Regions from separate parts of the Homo sapiens genome. Here region 2 is linked to region 1. A link is an interaction called in ENCODE POLR2A ChIA-PET data of the cell type or tissue named here. Cell type or tissue: MCF 10A. All regions are shown on one strand. Links, peaks and the distances in the headings refer to the core of each region. The heading gives the core; the rest is flanking DNA. Region 1 overlaps DNM3 (dynamin 3). Region 2 overlaps DNM3 (dynamin 3).

Region 1 (10,874 bases), core at 1,019-9,018:
CATTTTCTTCCCTCAAATCTCTAATATACCCTTCACTCATACTTAATGGAGAATCTTGCTTCATACTTCACAGTGAAAAAATACATAATCAGATAAGAATAATCCATCTTCTTTCCAACAAATCCATGAGACTACCTACATTTGCAACCACAGATTCTGCCTTTATCTTGTATAATGGAAGGCCAAACCTTCAACTGAGACATGGGGTCCTGTCTCTCCTAAGGTCCGCATGAACTTCCACCCTGTGTTCATTCCTTTTATACAGTTTCTTCCTTTCAACTGCTTGGATCATTCATATTGTATACTAGCATGCCTTAAAAGCAGCCATCTGAAAACAGGCGTGCACACGTGTACACACGCACATGTATGCGTGTGCACACACACACACTTTCTCTAGACCTTTCTTCACTCCCAATAACTGCCCCATTTCTATTTGCCTTTATAGCAAAACTCCTTGAGTTATCTTGAATTATTTTTCCATTCTCTCCCTCTTTATTCTTTCCTCAGTCCACCCAAGTGAGGGCTGTAATCCTGCTACTCTATAGATACAGCGCTTTTCACGGTCATGTGATCTACATCTTGCCCAAACAAATTGTCAATTCCCTGTTTTCACATTACTTGGCTTTACTGTAGCATTTGTTGACCACTCCCCCTCTGTCCTCAAACACCTTCTCCTCCAGGCTTCTGTGATATCACACCCGCCTGACTCCCACACTGCTACCTCACTGACTACAGCTTCTTAATCTCTTTTTGTCTCGTCTTCCTCTTAAAGGCCTTTAAATTCTGGGGGTGTCCCAGGGTTCTCTCATGGCCTACTTCACTCTCAATTTCTCCAGTGGTAATCTTCCCAGTATGGTGGCCTTTCATATCATTTAAAGGTGGCTTAGTTCAGATCTCTCCCCTGACCTACAGATTCCCATATCCAAGTCACTATCTTCTCTCATTGGGATGATTATCACAACTTATAACATCTTCTTGATGGTTTTCTTGCTCCACTCGCCACAAAGAAGCCACAGAGATTGTATATTTTATCACCACCCTGTTTACTATCCTCCAGTCACTTCTCACGGCGAGTGGAAAAAGGTCTGGACTTCTTGCCCCCTCATTTTCCTCCTCTGTTTCAAATGTGCATTTTCATTCTTCCCATCCTCATTCTGCTCCAGCCACATTGGCCTTTTTATTTGCAGTTTCTTAAATATGCCAAGCATGTTTCTTCCTTGGGATTTTGCAGGCGCCAATCCTTTTGCTGGAAATGATATTCTATCTCATTCACATTGATAATCCACTAATATCCCCTAGAGAAGCCTCCCCTAACCCCTCTAGCTAAAATCCTGCCACCCTTCACCCATTCTTACTCTTTTCATTATTCCGTTTTCATCATAACAATTATCTGTATGTAAAATTAGGTATGTTAACTATCTGCTGCCTCATCTAACTACAGCACAAGTCCATTGATGGAGCTTTAAATGTTCACCAATATATTCCTAGCATTTATGTTATATAGTAGGTGCTCATTAATATTTGTTGACTGACTAGTCTCACCAGTATTTTCTCAGCATTCAAAGTTCTTCAAAGATTATTGACAATAAATTAATGACACAAAGATCTTACATTATCACAAATTAATCATCAAACCTATGATGTCAATAATATAAATTTAATAAATTAGGACTATAAATTGTCTTTTACCTTACAGATAATATTGCTGATTTCACATATCTACAGTTAAAGAAAACCCAACAGTACAATAAAACTACAAATTATGATAAAAGTTAAATAGGAAAGAACAACAAAACCACTTCAGATAAATTAAAACTCCATGCAAATTTTTGTCAAATAGTAACTCAAAAGTATAATTACACACTGTTTACTAAACAACCTTACACACAGTATTGAAACTTAGAACATGCAACCAAAACTCTATTCAGAGACAAAATCACAATCAGGTACACTTTATTATTAAAAAGAAACAAAAAATAGATTGTCAGCATTAAATTGAGCAAGTTGGAAAATTATAAAACGAAGCAAAGAAGAATATAATATTTTATAAAGTCAAGAATTAATGTGGAGAACCAAATATGTTATTGTTACATTTAGGAGTTTCTTCTCTAATGAATCAGACAATAAAACAGAATTCTGTAATATAAAAGATGAGAAAACAAAATTAGAAATGAGACGACATATAGTTAACAGACAAAAGATTAAATTATCTTAAGAGATTCTAAGTATGCTTTTATGATAGTAAATTTGTATCAATTATGGATGTTACATATAGGAAATATAACACCAAAATAATAAAATCCCATCTGACCAGTATCTACAGGATAAATTGGAAAAAAATTTAAAAATTTTCTCCACAATAGTTCTGGCTTCAGAGAGTTTTATATACCTTTTTCCCTAGATTTTAAGAGTAAGCTTCTTTTATTCAGAACCTCTCAGAAATTATAATAGTCTAATACATATTTTAAATCTCCAAGAAATGAATAGGCTATACAGGACTTCCCAAGCTTACTTCACCTTTGAATCTTTTTTTCCCCCTTGAGCTTCTCCTGGGGCTAGTATTAAAAGGAACAAACTTTTCAATATATCGCTTTAAACCAATCTCACTCATGAATAGAAATGTGAAACTCCTAAAAATATATATTAGGAAACGGAACTTAATGAAAAATTTAAAGACCCAGGCATTACTACCAGCTAGGATTTTTTCCTAAGATAACTTTCTATGAGAAATACTAAGAGACTACTTGCATTTAGTACTATATATAAACTGACCGCTAATAAATGCCAGACATCTCTGAGCTACAGTTGCTCTCTTGATATCTCAGATTTTGAAATCTGGATGTGCTCCCAAATCTTCTCTTCCCCTAAAGTTCCCTCCTACTAGTAAATGGCAGCTTCTTCCAAAGAGATGCTTGTGCCAGATGCCTAGGTGTCATTCACGACATCTCTTTCTCCCCTACCTCATTTCCAATCAGTCAGTTCTGTCAACGTAGCCAGTTAATAGCTCCCATTTATTCCTCTATTCCATCTTTCTAGTCCAGGATGTCATCACCTCTTATCTGTATTACAAAAACCCAACTCCTGCACTTGTTCCTCTCTACTCTCCATTCTGCAGCCAAACTGAACCACATTACTCCCCTTCAGTGGTTCCCTGCTGCATTAAAGACCAACAAAGCAACCCTAACATGGCCTGTAGGATCATAAATGATCTGGCCCCTGATTCTTGCCCATCAGGCTCCAGCTATCAGTTCCATGAACACACAAAGCTTCTCCCTACCTCAGGGTCTTGGCATATGCTGTTCACTCTGCCTGGAACAATCTCCCCTTCTCCCTTCACCTAATCTATTTCTATGCATTCTTCTAGTGTTAGTTTTGACCATTCCCTGAAATCCCCAAATGGACAGGTCACTGTATTATAAATTCTCACAGTAGTTGTAATTAGCAGTTGTGATTAAGTAATTACTGTTTGTTATCAGCCTCTCTCACTATACTGTGAATTCCATGAGAATAGGGGACATGTTCCTCTTAGAACCTAAGCACAGCGCTGGTGTTTGGTAATAATTTGCAATGAATGCATGACAGAATAAAGTGTTCGCCAATGGTTGAATTAGCTTAGTATCCCTCATTTATTTAAAATACTTTTCCTTGGTCAGACACAGTGGCTCATGTAATCCTATCACTTTGGGAGGCTGAGGCAGGAGGATGGCTTGAGCCCAGGAGTTAGAGGCTGCAAATAAGCTGTGATAGTGCCACTGTACCACAGCCTGGCAACAGAGCAAGATCTTGTCTCAAAAAATATATGTGTGTGTGTGTGTGTGTGTGTGTGCATGTGTATATATATATATATTTTATATATATTATAAATACTTTTTTCCTTATCTTTCTATAGCATCCTCAAAGATCAATGCAACAACCATTCAAATTGGAGGTTGACCGTTGCCTGTTGTCTCAAAGTACCATGATTCATTGCCAAAGGGACGAGTTTTTTGGACCTCAGTTGATTTGATATTTGATCTGTTATTTCCTTCTCTTGATATAGCAAAGAGCAAATGATAATAAAACATGAATAGAAAATTAAATAAGAATTAAAAATTTGTAGAAAATATTTTTAAATATAAGAGCATTGCAAAACACATTTACTGTAAGTGCAGCTGCAGAGTCAGCTGAGTCACCACTAGTCCTGACCTTCTCTGGCTGCCAATGGCCATGGTGCCAGGTCCTTGTCAGCATTAATCACAGTAACAAGTAATGAGCTGAAAGTGTGAATTTTGGTTATAACTGTGGGGGTCTTATTTATGGTGAAAAAGGTCATAAAGAAAATAGATTACAATTTAAATGGTAGAAACCTCTCACAATATAGGATGTTTAATATCTAACTATTTTTTCTCATCCCCAAATGCTAAAATAATTTGATGTCATATAAACAAAGAAAATATCTAAACAAAAATAGAAAATGCGGGAGTGATGAGTTAGTGGGAACTTGATCTCCTGGCCTCTTGAAGGGACTTCAGCTCTTGGCCCCTTTTCCTTAGCCTTCATTTTCTTCCCCTCAAAAGAGGAGGACTGGCTGATTTGACTGGTGAGCTATAAAGGAGAAATTGAGCAAGACGTGCCTGCAGGACACAGGCATTTCTCTCCTATTCCAAGATGTTCTGATGAGCTCTGCCCTCTGGTAGAGGTCTGTGGTTGCTCAGCTGTGGTTGTGATTACTGGGAGTTGAAGTATGAGCAAGACATTTGGCCACAGATCTGGATCTATTTGTTTCATGCCTTATCTGTTTGCTTTTTGTGTACTGCTTCTAAAAACAGCAACAGCAACAATTTTAACTAGACAGGGGAAGTAACTGGTATGATTAATTGGCCCCCTAAAACTCCAATAGTGAGGCATGGCTTTGAAAGGAGGGTGATGGTTTTGGTTCCAGATGGATTAAAGAGGAAGCGACAGAAGGCCCTCACAGTGAAAATGCCCAGTAGGCAGTTGGAGATGTGGGGCTGGTGTCTCAGGGTAATAAATAATAACCATGTTGCTTGTGGCTGTGATGCTGGGTGCCATGTGAATTTATTTTATTTTAGTACAACGTATTAGCTTCATTAAACTATTTTCCCATAGGGGGACAAGCCAAACAGCCACAGGTCATGTGTCTACTTGGGCATAACCAATACCAGGCAAATTAGCCAATATTACAATGTCATTTTTAAAAAGTTGTTGTTGCAATCCAAATTTCATTTAGCGCAAAGCAATGAAAGGAGTGGAATGGAATAAAAGGAACTGGTGAAGAAAGCAGAGAGAACCACAATTATTCTCAGTCTGTCTCATTTATTAGGTCAGAATATATGGTAATAGCCTGCTGAAACTCAGCATTTCTGAAATCAGAGGAATAAATAGAGAGAGAGGCCATTGGTCCACCCATGCCATGACTTTTCACATGACAGGAAAAATTGCTGCCCAGTCTGTGCTAGCTTGGCCTCTTCCTTCCATATTTACTATGTATAAAAATTACTCTGTGTGGGATCTTTCATTTGAGTTAATGACTAAATGATAATAGTATATATATATATATATAAATAACTCACTTTAAAAGTTCTAAAAAATAAGATCTTTGAGGAACTATCAATGCAAGGCAAGCAGCATCTTATCCCAGAAGGCATAACGTAGGTCAAGAAGCCAAAAAACAACAATCGTGAAATCATATGGACAGTTGCAGATTCATGTTATCCCACAAACACCCAGAGGGAGTTAGATGCGAGCTCTAAGAGCCTGGGACTGCGTTGGGGCTGTCTGTGTTAGTTTATCAACATTAAGATACTGTGAAACAGAAAAGGGTGGAGGAAAATTTCAGAAGAATGAGAGTGGTAGGATCATGGTGCCAATGGTTTTATGTAATGGTTCCCCACAAAACTCGGCTTTCAAATTATTTCTAAATTATTACCTCTTGGTATTATTATTGTTGTTATTTAAATTCATGTCAAGTCATATCAAAGTGAGTTCCTTGAACTGATTTTGAAAAGTTTTATATGAGCCTTTATTACATGGAAAAATAGGTCTTCATACTACTGCTCTGTCTGAGGCTTCAAAAAGATGTCTTGGATGCATCTGGGAAGTTTGGGCCTTTGCGGATAGGGTTGCCTAAGATGTGCTTGGGCCCAAGATGCTGTGTCCCCTGGCCCCACCCAGGGAAATCACCAACACCACCGCCACCTTCATTCAGACTCTGCAGCACCCCACTGCTAACATTCAGTGAGATTGGGATGGGGTGAGTTTTGCACAAAATTATTCATGGCCCAAAGTCTGGGCCACATAAGTAGTCTTGCTGCAAAAAGTTGGTAAAAACCTGGTCTCCATGAGGCTTGGCTATAGAGTGATTCGTTTGGGGAGGCTGTTTCAGGTGAACTGACAGTTTTTAAAATAATGGATATAACCGACTCTTCAAAGAAAAAATATCATTCTCAATTTTAAAAAATCATGCACTTCAGTGGCAGCCTGTGTTTTGCATGAGTGATATTTCAGCAGACAGATGATGACAGTGCTGGTGATGGTCCTGAGGTGAGGGACTGTATGGCATGCCCTTCATCCCTTTAAGACTTTTCATGCATTGTTGCCTCTATTCCCCTGACTGCTTCACCACCTGGTAAATTTCTACTCACCCTTACAGCCTCAACTGGAATATTCCTTCCTCTGAGTCTAGCCCACTTAGCAATAATTGCATAAATTATTCTCCCTCTGTATTCACTTAATGCCTTACTTATACATCCATTGAGTTGAACCATAACTCCCTTCTATTTGTGGGATTTATTGTCCTCAGAGGTGGTAAAAGTATAAACAATTTAGAGTTGATTTACATAAAAATCATGGATAAGAGAACCGTAATGGACTAGTAAAAACGGTAGCAATTTTTAGGCATATCTTCAACCTGAAAGTTTCTATTAAGGGAGACTTCCATGCCAAGTGTCTCTGTAGAAGAAAATGGAAGGACAAATGAATTATGTAACTGATTACATGAAAAGTCATTCTGTATAATGTTCCTATGGTATTCATTTCTTGATTTATTTGTTTGATAAACATGTCTTGAGAAGCTATGTGCCAGGCATTGTGCTAGGCCCTTAGGGGTACATAGCGATGAACAGAGATAAGGTTGCTATTCTCATGAAGCTTATATTCTGGCATTACAGAGAGAAAAAAAAGGATGGTAAATGGATTGCTAAGAAGGACACTAACAACCATTTATTCAGATTTCACTGTCAAGGTACCAAGTAAATCTCAATATCCCAATGACATTTTCCTCTTTCCCCTAAAAACAAAACAAAAAACAGACATCTGTTTTATTCCAGTAAGTTTCATCATTTTAACAATTACTCAAAAGGCTGAAAATAATTCATAACCCAGATAAAGAAAATATTTACAAAGCTCCTAGTGGTTTTTAAAAATTGTTGTTTAAAAATGTACTCTACAAAGGGGTCTTTGACCAGATGGCTGTTTCAAAGAACAATGATTTCATGTTTTAAAACTAACTTTAAAATGGAGGTGTCTTTGCCTTCCAGGAAAACGTAGCAGCTGTGAGATTATTTCACTTCTTTTTCTTCCACATTTTCCTGGATTTAATTGTAAGCAAAAACAATATATAAAAGAGAAAATTGTAGCAACACAGAACAAAACCTATTGCAAAACAAGCAATTGCACATTTTTAACCACAACGAAAACCCAAAGGCAACCTTTTATAAAAACTTAGCTGAGGAAGGAGACAACATAGCACTTTCCTAGGGAAATCTGCCTCTTCCCTGCTAAATTTAGAATATAACCCTCTTACATCTCAATAAAATCAACATTGACTTGGTTTTCTTTCTTTCTTTCTTTTTTTTTTTTTTTTTTTTTTTTGAGATGGAGTCTCACTCTATCACCCAGGCTGGAGTGCAGTGGCATGATCTCAGCTCACTGCAACCTCCGCCTCCTGGTTTCAAGCGATTTTCCTGCCTCAGCCTCCCGGGTAGCTGGGACTACAAGTGCCTGCCACCACGCCTGCCTAATTTTTGCATTTTTAGTAGAGACGGCGTTTCAGCATCTTGGCCAGGATGGTCTTGATCTCTTGACCTCATGATCTGCCCACCTTGGCCTCCCAAAGTGATGGGATTACAGGTGTGAGCCACCATGCCCAGCCTGACTTGGTTTTCTATAGGAATGAATATACTTGAGGAATGACTGAAAAGGCTTCAGGAAATGGCAATGGAGAAATTAGCCACAAGAAAGAATATAAGGTAACTGCTGTCTTGTGCCCTGTGTTGGTCAAGTCCTGCCAACCACTGTGTCCAGTTCTAGGAACTAAATAAAGAGGTGGGGCACAGTGGGAAGGAGCTGGAGAAAGCCTCCAAAGTGACTAAAGAGAAGAGAGATGAGGCTAAAAGGCCAAGGGAAGATATCTGCAAGATGACAGCAGCAGATGAAGTACTGTCTGAAGCAATATGGAGCCCCTGGCGTTTTAGCCATTGCCATTGAGGAAAAAAATGAGAAGAAACTGACAATGTGGCACAAGGATATGAAGGATAATTTTCTGATAATGCAAAGAAGCCTCTGACAATCAGATCTGCCTGATTGTCAGTAACTAGCAACGCTCTAAGATGGCTGGAACCTGGAAAGGAAGAAGTTCTGGAGTAAAACAGGTGCAAGTTGATGCGATGCTACTTGATGGAACTGTGTGGGCATAAAAATATGTCCCACCCAAAGGTAAAGCCTGAAGCCTAAGACAGTCACATAAGCTGTCCATGTGCCTGAACTGAAGGACTGTACTTTTCTTCTCTTATGAGGAACACATGTGGATGTCCACTGGGGTATAGTTGCCAAAGAAGACTGATGAACTATACTGACAAACAAGGAACCTAAGACTCTCTCCAAGTAGAGTTAAGCCCAGCATCACAGTGGTTTAACAAAAGGTGCTTCCTGACACAGATAAAGTCAGACTGACTTTTAAATATGTGGAGTAGATAAACAGAGATATCCCATCTGGAATATCCTTATCCCCTTATCAAATTTTTCACCAGCTAGTTAAGTAAGCTTCTGGAAATTTCATTTTTTTAAGTCTTGAGGGCTTTAGGTTTCTATAAGAATTAGTATGATGTGATGGAAGGAATGTAGACATTGCAATCAGATAGAGAAATTCAAACCCTGATACTTGTTAATTATGTGTGCTAGTCTGTGACTTTGAACCAAGTTACTTAAGTTCTCGGGGACTCAATTTCTTTGTTGTTAAATGGGGATAGTACTAAGAGGGTTGTTTTAAGAATTTGAAATAATGCATGCAAAGCATTTAGCATGGTGACTGGTAGTGATTATTATTAAAATGGAAATGTTCCTGGAGAAAGTGATTAGTTCACAAGGCCATATTTCCAGATGATGTAATTAACTGAGAAAGGAAGATCAAAGAAGGAGGTAGACAGAATGAGCGGCGAGGATGAGCAACGGACAAGACAAAACACAAACTTCAGCTCCTCCATAGCTCTGCCCTGAGTTTGGTGGAAACACTGGGCTAAGCAGTCTTAGAAGCAAGTACTGCAATAGCTTTTCATCTTGCTAATGTATTTTAGATATGGTCTTGCCTACAGGTGGGATATGACATCTCTTGGTCTCTTTCAATGCCAATGTTATATAATTTAGAAATTTCAGAGCAAAGAATTGGGAGGACCAAAAATTATATGTTAGATTTTTCTTTTTTAATTTTTGTAAATACATAAGAGTTATACATATTTATGGGGTACTGTGATATTTTGATACAAGTATTCAATGTATAATGATCAAATCAGTGTAACCGGACTATCCATCACCCAAAACATTTATTATCTCTTTTTGTTAGGAACATTTATCTCAGTGAGAAAGAAACAAGTATAATACTGCCAAACAAAGAAGCTAACATTTAAGAACAGAAGTCTATAATTATGGAGTGGGGTCTGCAAACCAGCTCGAGTCACTGAAAAAAAATCCTAAGATCAAGTTCATTGGTATATTTTAAAAAGTAACAATAATTACTTATATTAAATACGACAGCTATTAAGTAACTTATAGTACTAAATTATATATATCAATAATTTGGGCTCTAAGCTACTTTGTAGAGGCAAAGAGCTGATCCAGGAAATGTGTTTCCTTCTATTAGAGCTCCATATGGCTCAAGAATGCTTATGTTGGGGAAAATGGGGGTGTCAGCTCACAGATTACTTAATCTCCATTGGGGTAGGATTTTCCTGGTTACTCTCATCTTGAGATTGCCATTGTGATGATTCATTTGTGAACCATGGAGAAAGAAATCGATTTCAAGTGTAGAGTTCATCTGGAACTCTGTCATTTTTCCATCTCTTGAAACATTTCAGCAATCTCCTCAGTTCCTTTCCGTGTCTTACCTTACCTCCTTTCAATCCACTCTGTATTTCATTAAGTAGTATATCCTTCTCTATACTTCTGTCAGTTCTCTTCTGAAAATCTGGAGGAGTGTCTTGTTCTATAGCTTTAAAACTTCCCACAATTTAATTCTGCTATCACACTCTCTCCATTATCACACATACACACACACACACACACACACACAATATTATCACATTTAGTTTTTCATAACTTCCAGTTATAAAGAGTCTCTTTCCATCAAAGCAAAACTTGCTGTTCCTTGAACATAATTGTCTGTCTCTGACCATGACTTCCCATATTCCAATCTCCAGATGTGGAATGCCACTTTTATCTAGTCCTTTCACCCATTTACAATATTTCAGGATAACTTAATTATTGATGCTTGGCTTGAACCATTCCTTTCATCTCTCACTCTGTGTGTGCATGTATGCATGCATGTGTGTATTTCTAAAATCTGGATACTATTAATTTTCATGAATTTGAGTTTCAGTGAT
Region 2 (10,874 bases), core at 893-8,892, 65 kb before region 1:
CCCAGATTTAGTCATTGGGAGCCTCCTGTAATTTGCCTCTTGTATCTTTTTCACATATATCCCCATAAGGTTTTGAGCACTTCCTTACTTTCTAGCATCATGAGACATTCCAGGCTCATCTTGTACTTTCTCTGCCCCAGTCCTGGAATTTCTCCAAGGATCCTTGGCTCCATTTATTGAGAGATAGTATAAAGTAACCTTATCTTTTTCTGTGAGTCACAGTGAGTACATAACTCTCCTAGTGGTAAAAAGTCACCAGCATGTGGGTGGAGAGAAACAAAGGTCCTGTACTTCCAGTGTTGTGGGGGTACAGTTTTCATAACCATAAACTTTAATATAATAATGTCTTTCCCAGCTCAGCCTAAATTGGAAATCCTTGCTTAGGTAATGACCTGGAATCATAATAGAATGTGCAAGATCAACACAATTAAAAAAAAAATTCTGAGGAGTCTATGGCTCTTTCATTACAAATTTAAAACCCCGTCAAATTTTCAGTATGTTTAGCAAAGTGTAACTTGGATTAAAATAAGTAAATCTTATATAACAATGTTTACTGTTTTTTCCTGATTGTTTTATAAGTCAAAAATGAACAAAATATGGTTAAAACTTCTACATGGCAATGTAATTAAATTAAGTGCTGTTTAGTATTTGTGAGAAAATAAAACTGTTCAGATGGCTTTTAATCACCATACATTACTATTATTCTTGTTGTTTTAATATTGGCTTAGATTTACCTAAATGTTTACCCACTTCTTTGTCCATGTTCCTTCTGGATCATTTTCCTTCTTCCTAAAGTACATTTTTTCGTTTCGTTCCTTTTATCTTTGATGGCAAACTGTTTTTGCTGCCTGAAAGTGTCTTTATTAGGCCTCACTTTAAAATAATCCTTTAACTAGGTATTCAGCTGTAGCTTGGCAGTGTTTCCCTCTGTACTTTGAAGATGATTCCATTATTTCTGGTTTCCACTTTTGCTCTTAAGAAGTCTGAACTGTTGTTCTTTAGTAGTTGATATATTTTTTCTCTGGATGCTTTTATGGTTATCTCTTTGGCTTTGGTGCTCTGCAATTTCATTATAATGTATGTCTGGATGTTATCTGTGGTCTTCCTAGATCTTAGAATTCATGACTTTCATCAGTTCTGGAAACATTTTAGTCATTCTCCTATTCTCCTCTAGAATGATGATTAAACATATATTAGATCTTCACAGCCTGTCCTTCGTGTCCTATATACATTCCTATCTTTCCATCTTTCTGTGTTACATTCTAGGTAATTTATTCAGTTATATATCCAATCGTGTATAGGAGCTGGTTTATACCAGCTCATGAGAACCAACTGTACACGTCTCTTTCCAGTTCACTACGTCACATTGGTAGCTTAAAATTGACTACCAATGGTGGGAGCATTCACACCATGGAAATTAGCAAATGCTACAGAACAGGGCTTTCCCCCATCCTGGACAGCTACTTATTAAACATCTATCAGCACACCACTGTGTAGAACCTATTTTATGTAGTCTCTCTCCAGCTGTTTAATCTATTCATAAAATTTTAATTTCAATAACTGCACTTCATTTTTCAAGTTCTATTTGGCTATTTTAAAAATATGACTTGTCTTTAGAAAGTGTTCCTTTCTCAAATTTGTCATTTGCTCTTTTATTTCTTTAAATTTTTTAAATATAGTCCAAAATCTTTCCTACTGTTTGTTATTCTCTTGACTTACTCATGATGGCTTTGTGTGTGTGTGTGTGTCCTTTTAAATGTTGGATTGTGTATTCAAGTTTAGCTGGGCTTCTATTAGATCTGATTTGAGGGTGTGTTGCTCCAGAGAGTATTTATGTTTCTACAGGCTCCCAGAACTGCTTCCAACTTTGGTCCACTTTAATTTCTCAGCTTTGGTTCTGCTTGCGCATGTAAGTGATACATATTTGAATCTCAAATTACAGAATGAGGAACCTATACAAATGGATTCTCAAAGACTTTTCTCTCCTTCCATTCACAGTGCAAGCCGAGACAAATAACTTTCCTCATTTTCTCCTTTTAACGGCAAGCGGATTTTTCTTGATTCACCATTTTCACTGAAGGTGTAGCTTTTTAAGTGTCCTGGCTTACTGTAGGGGTCTTGGTTCCAATTCCCCAATTTTTTCGGGCTGAAGTATTTTCTCCTATCTCCATATGTCTAAGTACATCCAAAGCTCTTGTGTGCAGTGATAGCAAATGCCCCAAGGACAGCTGTGGCTTCACCATAGGCCCTCTGCTTTCCAGCTCCCTTTTTATTTTCTTACCCAGGAATTTCTCATCCTCCTGTGTGCTCAGTCAGGAATTTAAAAGAGCAATTGTCACATTGTCCTTAATATTCCTAGATATTTTGAAGTCAAGATAGCCAGTCTAAAAAAAACCACTAGAAATCAAACTCTACATGTCTTTGTGGACTTATTACAGGTTAGAATAATAAAGATTTGAGATTTCTCATTGTGATAGAAGCAGGAGGAAGATAAGGGGGAAAGTCCCCAGAGAATCTCCCACCAGCCTGAGCACTGAGAGGACAGGGTGCAGCCTTGGGAAGTTGGTGCTATTTGCAGTGGGGAGGAGCCTGGCCTCTCCTATTTCTGTGTGATAAACCAGGATTCAATCTGTGAAATGGGGGCCTGTTAACAGGAACCCCTCTCACTTTGCTGAGAATTTTTTCCTTTTCTCCCAATAAATTCTGTTCTCTCTCATCCTTCAGAGTGTCTGCGTGACTAACTCTTCCTGGTCAAGAGACAAGAACTCAAGAACCCGGTTTTTTCTACAACATTTTGTCCTTGGCCTTTTTTTTCTTCAGATATTCTTTAGCAAAAATGTCTTATTTCTCTCTCTCTCTCTCTCTCTCTCTCTCTCACACACACACACACACACACACACCCCAACACCTTTATGTCCTAAATACCTCCCAGTTAGCACTATTATTACCTATTTCGGAGAAGTTACTGATCCTTACAAAGCTCTCCGTGAACCACGAGTAAGTGGAATCAAAGGTTGAAACTGAAAGCAGTTTACATCCTAAGCACTCTTTTTGGCCAAATTTTATTTGGGCTCCATATACTGTAGACTTTTAGTTTTCTTTGATACTGATAATAATACTGTACACTAGTCATATAAATATGAATATATACTTTGTATGAATGTAGAGGCATACAGTTTTCAAGTTGTTTCACTTATATAGTTTGTTTTGAACTTTAGACCAGCTTCATGATATAAGTAGACTTATTATTTGCTTTTTCAAAAGCTAAGAGTCAAAAAGGTTTCATAATTTTTCCAAGGCCATACAATAAATTGAGAGCGTTCATAAAATGAAAATTCAAGTTTCCGAGCTCTAAGTTCAGTAATCAATAAGCACAAATCAATCAGGAAAAGTGGGACATTTTCTTATATCTGTGAGGAAGAAAGTTCTGTTGAAATAGAAGAATCTGTGATTAGGTCAGGGGGCCATATGAATACATTTCAGCTAGGGGCTCTTCTGTATATATTTTTACTTGTTTTCAACATTAGATACAAAAATGAATAAAAGCTCTGAAGAAAAACCCTTAGCTTTCTGAGTGCTTTTAATATGTGTCATATTATTTTATATCTACAAATCTTAATTTCATTATTAGTGAGACAGGGACAAGACTGGCATAAACCTTAGGACTATTGTGAAGAAAGATGACAAATTTGATTATAAACCAGTAACAGTCAAATCTATATATTCCATGGAATGCAGAAAGAATGTATCAGAGAGTGATCTGGGTTTTGATGGGTAGGAAGATGTTCATCCGGTATAGAATAAATGACAGCATCTTGCAGGCAGGAGGAACTACACATGCAAAGGTGCAGAAACAGGGCAGAGGATGGTGCACCTGTGGCCTGTGGATATGGCTGCTTGGTGGATGGAGCATCAGGGGTGTATGTGGGTGGCGGAAGTGTGAGGAGAATACCTTGAGGTGGGGATTTGAAAAAGAAGAGTAATCTCAGAGGTCCTCCTCCACTGTGCTGAATGGGGAAACAGAAAATTTAGGAAAGTGAAATGATCAGATCCCTATTGTGTTTGCTTGTGTCTATTGGAAAGGATTTTCAAGACCATTTGTTTTGCTCTTAATTTTTATTTACTTAAGTCCTCCAAAGGATCTGGATCACTCAGGATTCAGAGGGCAGGTGGTGCATATGGGTCTTCCAGAGAGCAGACATTAATATATTAGAAGCCAGAGGCCCAGGGTATTGATTGCTTTGAGCTGTATCTTCCAAATGTGCACCAGAATCACCAAAGGAAAGAGGTAACAACTTTTTCCTTACCACTGTAACTACTGGAGGTGAGTCACTTGGTATTTCTAAAACCACAGGTATACTCCAGATAGCCTTGAAAGACACACCCTTGTTGGTGAAAATACGTTAACTAAAGGGAAGCAAGTATACTAAGGTGCTCAGTAGCTCAATTTTAGTATAGTTTGTTTATACATTTTTGAGTTTTTATTTTCCCTGAGGCTTATGCTGTAGTGATTTAGGGACTCTATAGTTCAAATAAATTCTGTAACACAGACAGCTGACACAGAGGACTAGAATGTTAAAGTCCTGCTCATTCCTTGCCTATTTCCAGTTAACACTCATATAAAAAGAAAAAAAAAGTTCACTTTACAAATAGTCAACTAAAAGATATAAGAACTTTAGTCATTGAAATGACTTTTTTAGCCTTTAATGGAATGGCAATTTTAAGATACAATCTCTCTACCTTCATAGGCAAATCCTTGCAAATCAATAAATTGGAATTTCTTCATGAATTCTTAACACTCACAGTGAGATTTGTAGTGACAGCTCTAGGTTCAAAAGTGCATTCCTGTTGTAAGTGGACAACATGGGATCATCCAGTGGAATGAAGTCCAGTATTACACACACAGCTGTACTCTGAGATGTAATTTTAGACGTCAGGATAATGTATGTTGAAGCTGTGTAAAACCACAATCCACCAGTGGATCATGATGCCTTTTGGCAAACTGTTGTTTATTGTATTAGTCTCCTTTGGCTGTTCAATGATCTGGGAAGCTGACGGATCGGAATTTGTCACTTAAGCCATTCATCCTCAGCTGCCAGGAGGTGGGCACATTCTGACCTCTGGCATTAAAGCTGGGCAGAGTTCCATATGCCATTCTATGAAGAATGTAGTCACATAGCTCCAATAAAGACATCCTGTTTAGCAATACAGTGTGAAGAAAACTTCACAACAATTGTTTAGATATTTTCTGTCCATTTTAGTTGGGTAGAAGTCTGTTTTCCTTTCACCCATGTATAAAATAAAAGGGTGTCTTGAAATGGTGTATTAGAATGTGTTTCTCCTCTAGCACTAACTTGAAAACATCCAAACTTATTTTCCTGAAAACACATAAAAACTGCTAAGCTGAGACCTGATATATCAAGTTTCAGCCTGAAGAATTTTTTTGAGCCAATGGTTTATGCAGAAAATGCTGACAGATGTTGAACAGCCTCAGCAAAGCAATTTTTAAGGGAGTCCTGGGCAACAGACCATGTGGCTGCTTTGGAAGTGCTAAATTCTTATTGCTAAAAAAGTTTACTTTAAAAAATCCTAGTATTTATTATATTAAAATTTTAACAAATATTTGGAGAAAACCATCAATTATTCTATAGCAGAAGCTTTGGAACTCACTAGTTCCCATTTTGTGTATTCATTCTCTGGAACACAAAAATTTCTTAGATTTATCATTCTAAAAGGTCAGATAAGAGTCATACTTCTGGAATTATGACCTTTGAAGCAAAAGGTGTAATATCTAAATTTTTTTAATTGCCATGGGAAGTCTCAGAAACCAAGAGAATATAGATGGTAAACATTTGTGGCACTAAATTTTCCTTCCTAAGATACTAAAATATGAGTCAGGAGAACTACAAACAACACAGGTCTGATCAGAAACAACTGAATGTTTATAAGTGTTCTACAAGGGTTGCAGACTTTCCCAGGAGGGTAATAATTTAAAGGATGTCAGTGGATGCAAATGAATTTCAGCCATAGAAAGGAAGAAGAGGTGAATAGTACTTTTGTCTCTGGGAGACTTGGAATTTCAGACAGGCTCCATTTTGGATAATTCTATTTAGCCTGTCTACATTTTCTGATGTTGTTTCAGTTGGGAATGATAGAATGATATTCCTTATCCTGCATCCTGAACTGTTCAGCAGTGTCATGCTATGCTGTTAACAGCTGCCTGCCTCCATGTATATACAGATAGATGAGTTCCCTGCTGATATAAAAAGATTTTATGAATTGTGTCTTGTGTAAAAGAGAGCACTTTTAATGTGAGTGAGAACTGGAGCTTTTTTCTTCTCCCATGATTTCATTAGCATACCCCAGGCTCTGATATTCTAAAAGATTATCTAGATACTTTATTGCATTGCTAGGTTCCTTGAAGAATTGTTTTACGTTACGTTTTCTCCTAAACTAACTACAGAATTTCCTTTCTTCCTCTGTAGTGATACCACGACAGTTAAGTAATCTTTGAAAAGGCTGAATATCACCTAAATAATCAAATGGCACAAAAATATTGGTTTGCAAAAAAAATCCAGCTCTCTGTGTTCATCAGCATATTAAGTCACTAGCTGTAAGAATATTCCACATACAAGACACACAAACACACACACACACACACACACACACACAAGATAAAATGGAAGGGTATGAAAAATGTGAGCAACTTTGCAATGTTATTACTATGCCAAAAAGTCCTGAGGAAGGGCTGAAACTCCAAGTCAACTGCCACTAATCACCCAGAAGGTGACTTTCATTTATTATATTCTTTGTTGGAAAAAAATGATAACGTGATTAGTTAAAAGGATATATATGTATATGCCTAGTAGGCTTATCAGGATTGCATAATTTGAAAAAAGAACAGGCATTTTTATTTTCAGAAATCGATACCAATTTAGCATTTCCTATGTATTATGTGGGCACACATAGCACAGCATACATGTTTACCACTTTGGTATATTTCTTCTGACTCTCCTTCTGCTTCTTCTGGCCTTAGCATGAGTTTTCTATATACATGAGGGCTTGGTGCTTCTATGTTTTTAACCTCTTGCATTATAGTAATCCTCTTCACATATCATTGTATAAATAATATGATTTTTTACATAATCACTCAACCATATAATGACTTAATTCAGAATAATAAATCCTAAAGGCAAAAATAGTCTTTGGGCAAACTGATCCAATTAACATGTGGATTCTTTAGAAGCTTAGTGAACATTGTCTTCATTTATTTCATTCTAGTGAATTCAACTCAGGGGATGAAGTTTGGGAATTTTTAAAATCTCAATTTAGAAAATAGATATTTGATCATGTATTGCTATATTCACATTATCTTGAAATGAAATTCAGAACAGGATATTTTATAATTATTTTCTTATTAACATATGCTAAAATTAATAATAACTAGGTCCAAGACTATGTCAGATCACAATCAGTAGAATAAATAAAGATGGATCACTTATTCTTAGGCAAACTAGGAGACAAAATGAATTCCCTCTGACTATAAAAGCTGTCTCTGTACCTGCAAAGGATCTAATAATGGCAGCAGTAGTCACTTACTGAAAACTTTCAAGTGCCAGCGACTGAACTAATAGCTTTATGGATTTCATTTTCTCAGCTAATCATTTCGAGAATCCTCAAAAGGTGTGTTATTATCCCAGTTTACACATGAGGAAGTTGAGGTGCAAATGGATTTAGTAATTTTTCGAGTAAGTGTAATAGCAAGGATTCAAAACCCTAAAACCATTAGAAAATAGTCAGTATATAGCACTTTAAATGGATGAGCAAATGTGGTGTAGGAATCTGTAGAGCATCCAAGTGGGAAAGAAGCCTAGAGAAGTGCAAAGGAAAAACTAATATTCCTGGACATGTCTCTGAGGGCAATAACCCCTGACACTGGGGGTGGTGGTCTCAGAAGGTTGCCAGAGAAGGTGCTCTGTTTAGGACACCTTAGGTAATATAAATTACATTATTCGTTTACTGACAATGCTACTGGGAAGACGATGGGTCAGGTGGGACTGGCTGCACCTTTTCAGAATTTGAATTTACCATTTACTAACTTTTGAAATTGGGTAAATCATGTAATCTCTCCAAGCCTTAGTCTTTTCCACCACAAAATGGAAATAAGAACTCTAGCTCAGAAATATTTGTTATGATAACTGAATGAGATTTTTTTTAAAGCACCAGAACTATTCCTGGCACATATTTAGGAATTTAACAAATGCTAATTCCCTTGTCTCTTTTGTACCTAAATACATGTAAATTTTACCAAATTTTTCATATGTTAGGTAACACTAACTTTTCTTTTTATTGGGTTTCTTCTTTCCATTACTTTTTTGGTTTACATTTATTTCAGTACACAAAATACTCTGTACATAAATGTGTGAAAAATTTTGGTGGAGTATTAGAAGGAACATAGGCATAGGAATCAGAAGATATGGATCTGAATCCTGGCTCTACCACTCATCTGTTGAACGATATTGTACAGGTTAAACTAATCAGCAGTCCGTCTAATTCCACTCCTTTGTAGGTGACCTAGCTTTCTGGCTTCTTTTAGGATCTTTTTTTCTTTGGTGTTCTGTAGTTTCACTATGATGTGTCTTGTTGTTACTTATTATGTATCATTTCTTAAAAATCCTATTTGAGAATTGTTTTATTTCCTGATTCTAAGAATTGTTAGACTTCAACAATTTTAGAAAATTCTCAACCTCTCTCTCTCCTCCTACCTCCTCAATGTACTTTTAGTATACGGAATTGGATTAACTATAATCCTTGGTTCATGGCACACTTTCGTCTGCATCTGTTCATACAGTATCATGTAATACCATCTGCCAACTCAGCCCCCTGCCTCTCCCACTCAAAGTAACTATCAGTGAGAATAATTATCATTCCCTTACTTTCCTTTTATTATGGTTTTATTGCATCTATATTTAGTCTTAAAGAGTTATTTTTATCAGTTATTTTTAGTTTCATAAAAAAGAATATATTATATATAATTTTCTTTTACCTATATTGCCAATTCATGCATACCATTGAATGTACTGGAGTTCACTTGTTTGGGATGCTATATAATACTCCAATGTGTAAATATACTACAATTTACTAATTTGCCCTTCCACTAATGGCCATTTAGATTATTTCCAGGTTTTTCACTATTACAAACAGTGCTGTTATGAACGTTCTGTTAGTCGTCTTTGAATACTGTGTTTCCCCATTCTACTATTTCCTTCTAGAACTTTGATTAGAACATGTTAGAACTCATCTAACACAATCTGTGATCTCAATCCTTTTCTTTCGGATTTTATTCTGGCTTGGACTTTATTCTGGTCAGTGTATTCATATCACTACAGATTTTCCAGTTTACTAATTCTCTGTTCAGCTATATCTAATCTGATTCCTTGACACTTTTAATTGAATTTTTCATTGCAGTGATTATATTTTATTTCTAGAAGTCATTCCCCCAATCTGCTTGATCTTTTCTTCTCATACTTAAAGCCTCTTTATTTCTAAACATATTAAACAACTTTTTATTTCTGTACCTAGTAACTCCAAAATTGTAAATATCTCATCTCTGAAGGTCTGATTTCACAGCCTGTTGTTTCTCCTATTCTCAGTAGTGGTTTATTTCCTATGTCCTTCCTTCCTTTGTTCTTTGTAAGCTATTCATTTTCCTTAGAACTCTATCTTGGGGAGTTAAGGCCTGGGTCGAATTTGCATTTTTACAGAGAGGAAATAATTTTTTTTGGCGGGGGGGGCTTCTGCTAGTTCCTCTGAGGGTGGTACTAACCCAGGAAAATTAAATTCTGTACTTGAGGTTTGAGATGCTCAAACACACATGTAGTGTGAATTCAGACCTTACATTCAAATGGGGGCAAACTTGTGGCTATGCAGTTTAAAGGCAGATCACCACCCATCACTCCCCTTTTATTTAGTGCCAAGGTCAATACAATATAATTTCCTGGCTGCATTCTTCTGGACATTGGTTTTATTTTTAGTATATTCTTAGACCAGGATACAGTTTTTTCCAGTCCCAGCCTGTGTGACAGGCTCCTGTTAGGAGTCTTTGGAACTTGGAATGTACTAAGCTTTACACCTGTTTGCCAGGCATTATTTGGCCACCATGATGGAGGCACAAGATCTCAAAAATTTGGGTGAAATCCTCAGGATGGAAACCAGTGCTTTAGTTTCCTGCTTTCGTGTCATTTTCTGGCTTCTATGGATTCTTTCCTTTTAATTCATTTTGGTAGTGCATTTAATACAAATTTGATCTATTTTCTTCATCATTTAAACTATAAATATGTGTATATGTCCATGAGGGTGTCTGATTTGTCCTTCTGTTTAAAACAGAAGTCTGTCTATCCCAATTTCAACATTTATTACCTATTGCAACAGTATCTTAGTCGTCAGTCCTACATCCTAATATACTTACTCACTCCTAGTATAACACTCTTACTAAAATATAAAGATGATCCCATGTTTAAATGTCTTCACTGATTCCACAGTGCTCTTCAGATAAAGTCTTCCAGCCCTTGGCATACAAGGCCCAGCACGATTTGCTCTCTGTCTACCTCCCTGGCCCCTCAGTCTTCACTGTACACCTTCACATGCACTTCATGCAGCCATAGCTATGGACCTTCAGTTACGCCAATAAACTCTCATTTCTCTGAATTTTTACTTATACTGTTACTCTGTCTGGGATGCATTCTCTTTTCCATAGCTTTCTTCCTGATTCTTACTTTTGAAGTGACCATTCAAAAGTCACTTTCTCTTCAAAGCATTTGCTAATCTACATCTTTTTCTTTCTTTCTTTTTTTTTTTTTTTTTTTTGAGACGGA

The links. Peaks named below come from ENCODE experiments on the same cell type or tissue, not always from the same donor. Only the 100,000 strongest peaks of a DNase experiment are listed, where the experiment ranks them.
Region 2: POLR2A ChIA-PET joins it to region 1 with 17 read pairs; 6 of 35 experiments call an interaction of 5 or more read pairs at or near these places.

What each region holds. Positions count from the first base shown.
Region 1 is chr1:172,280,758-172,291,631 of GRCh38, reverse strand. The region is part of intron 15 of DNM3 (dynamin 3); the gene reads right to left. Among named protein-coding and RNA genes, the nearest start is that of C1orf105, 130 kb to the left of the region's middle. In MCF 10A, for the core only: no CTCF peak of the experiment used is centred there; DNase peaks (open chromatin) are centred at 4,191 and 4,651.
Region 2 is chr1:172,346,115-172,356,988 of GRCh38, reverse strand. The region is part of intron 17 of DNM3 (dynamin 3); the gene reads right to left. Among named protein-coding and RNA genes, the nearest start is that of C1orf105, 69 kb to the left of the region's middle. In MCF 10A, for the core only: no CTCF peak of the experiment used is centred there; DNase peaks (open chromatin) are centred at 4,348 and 5,068.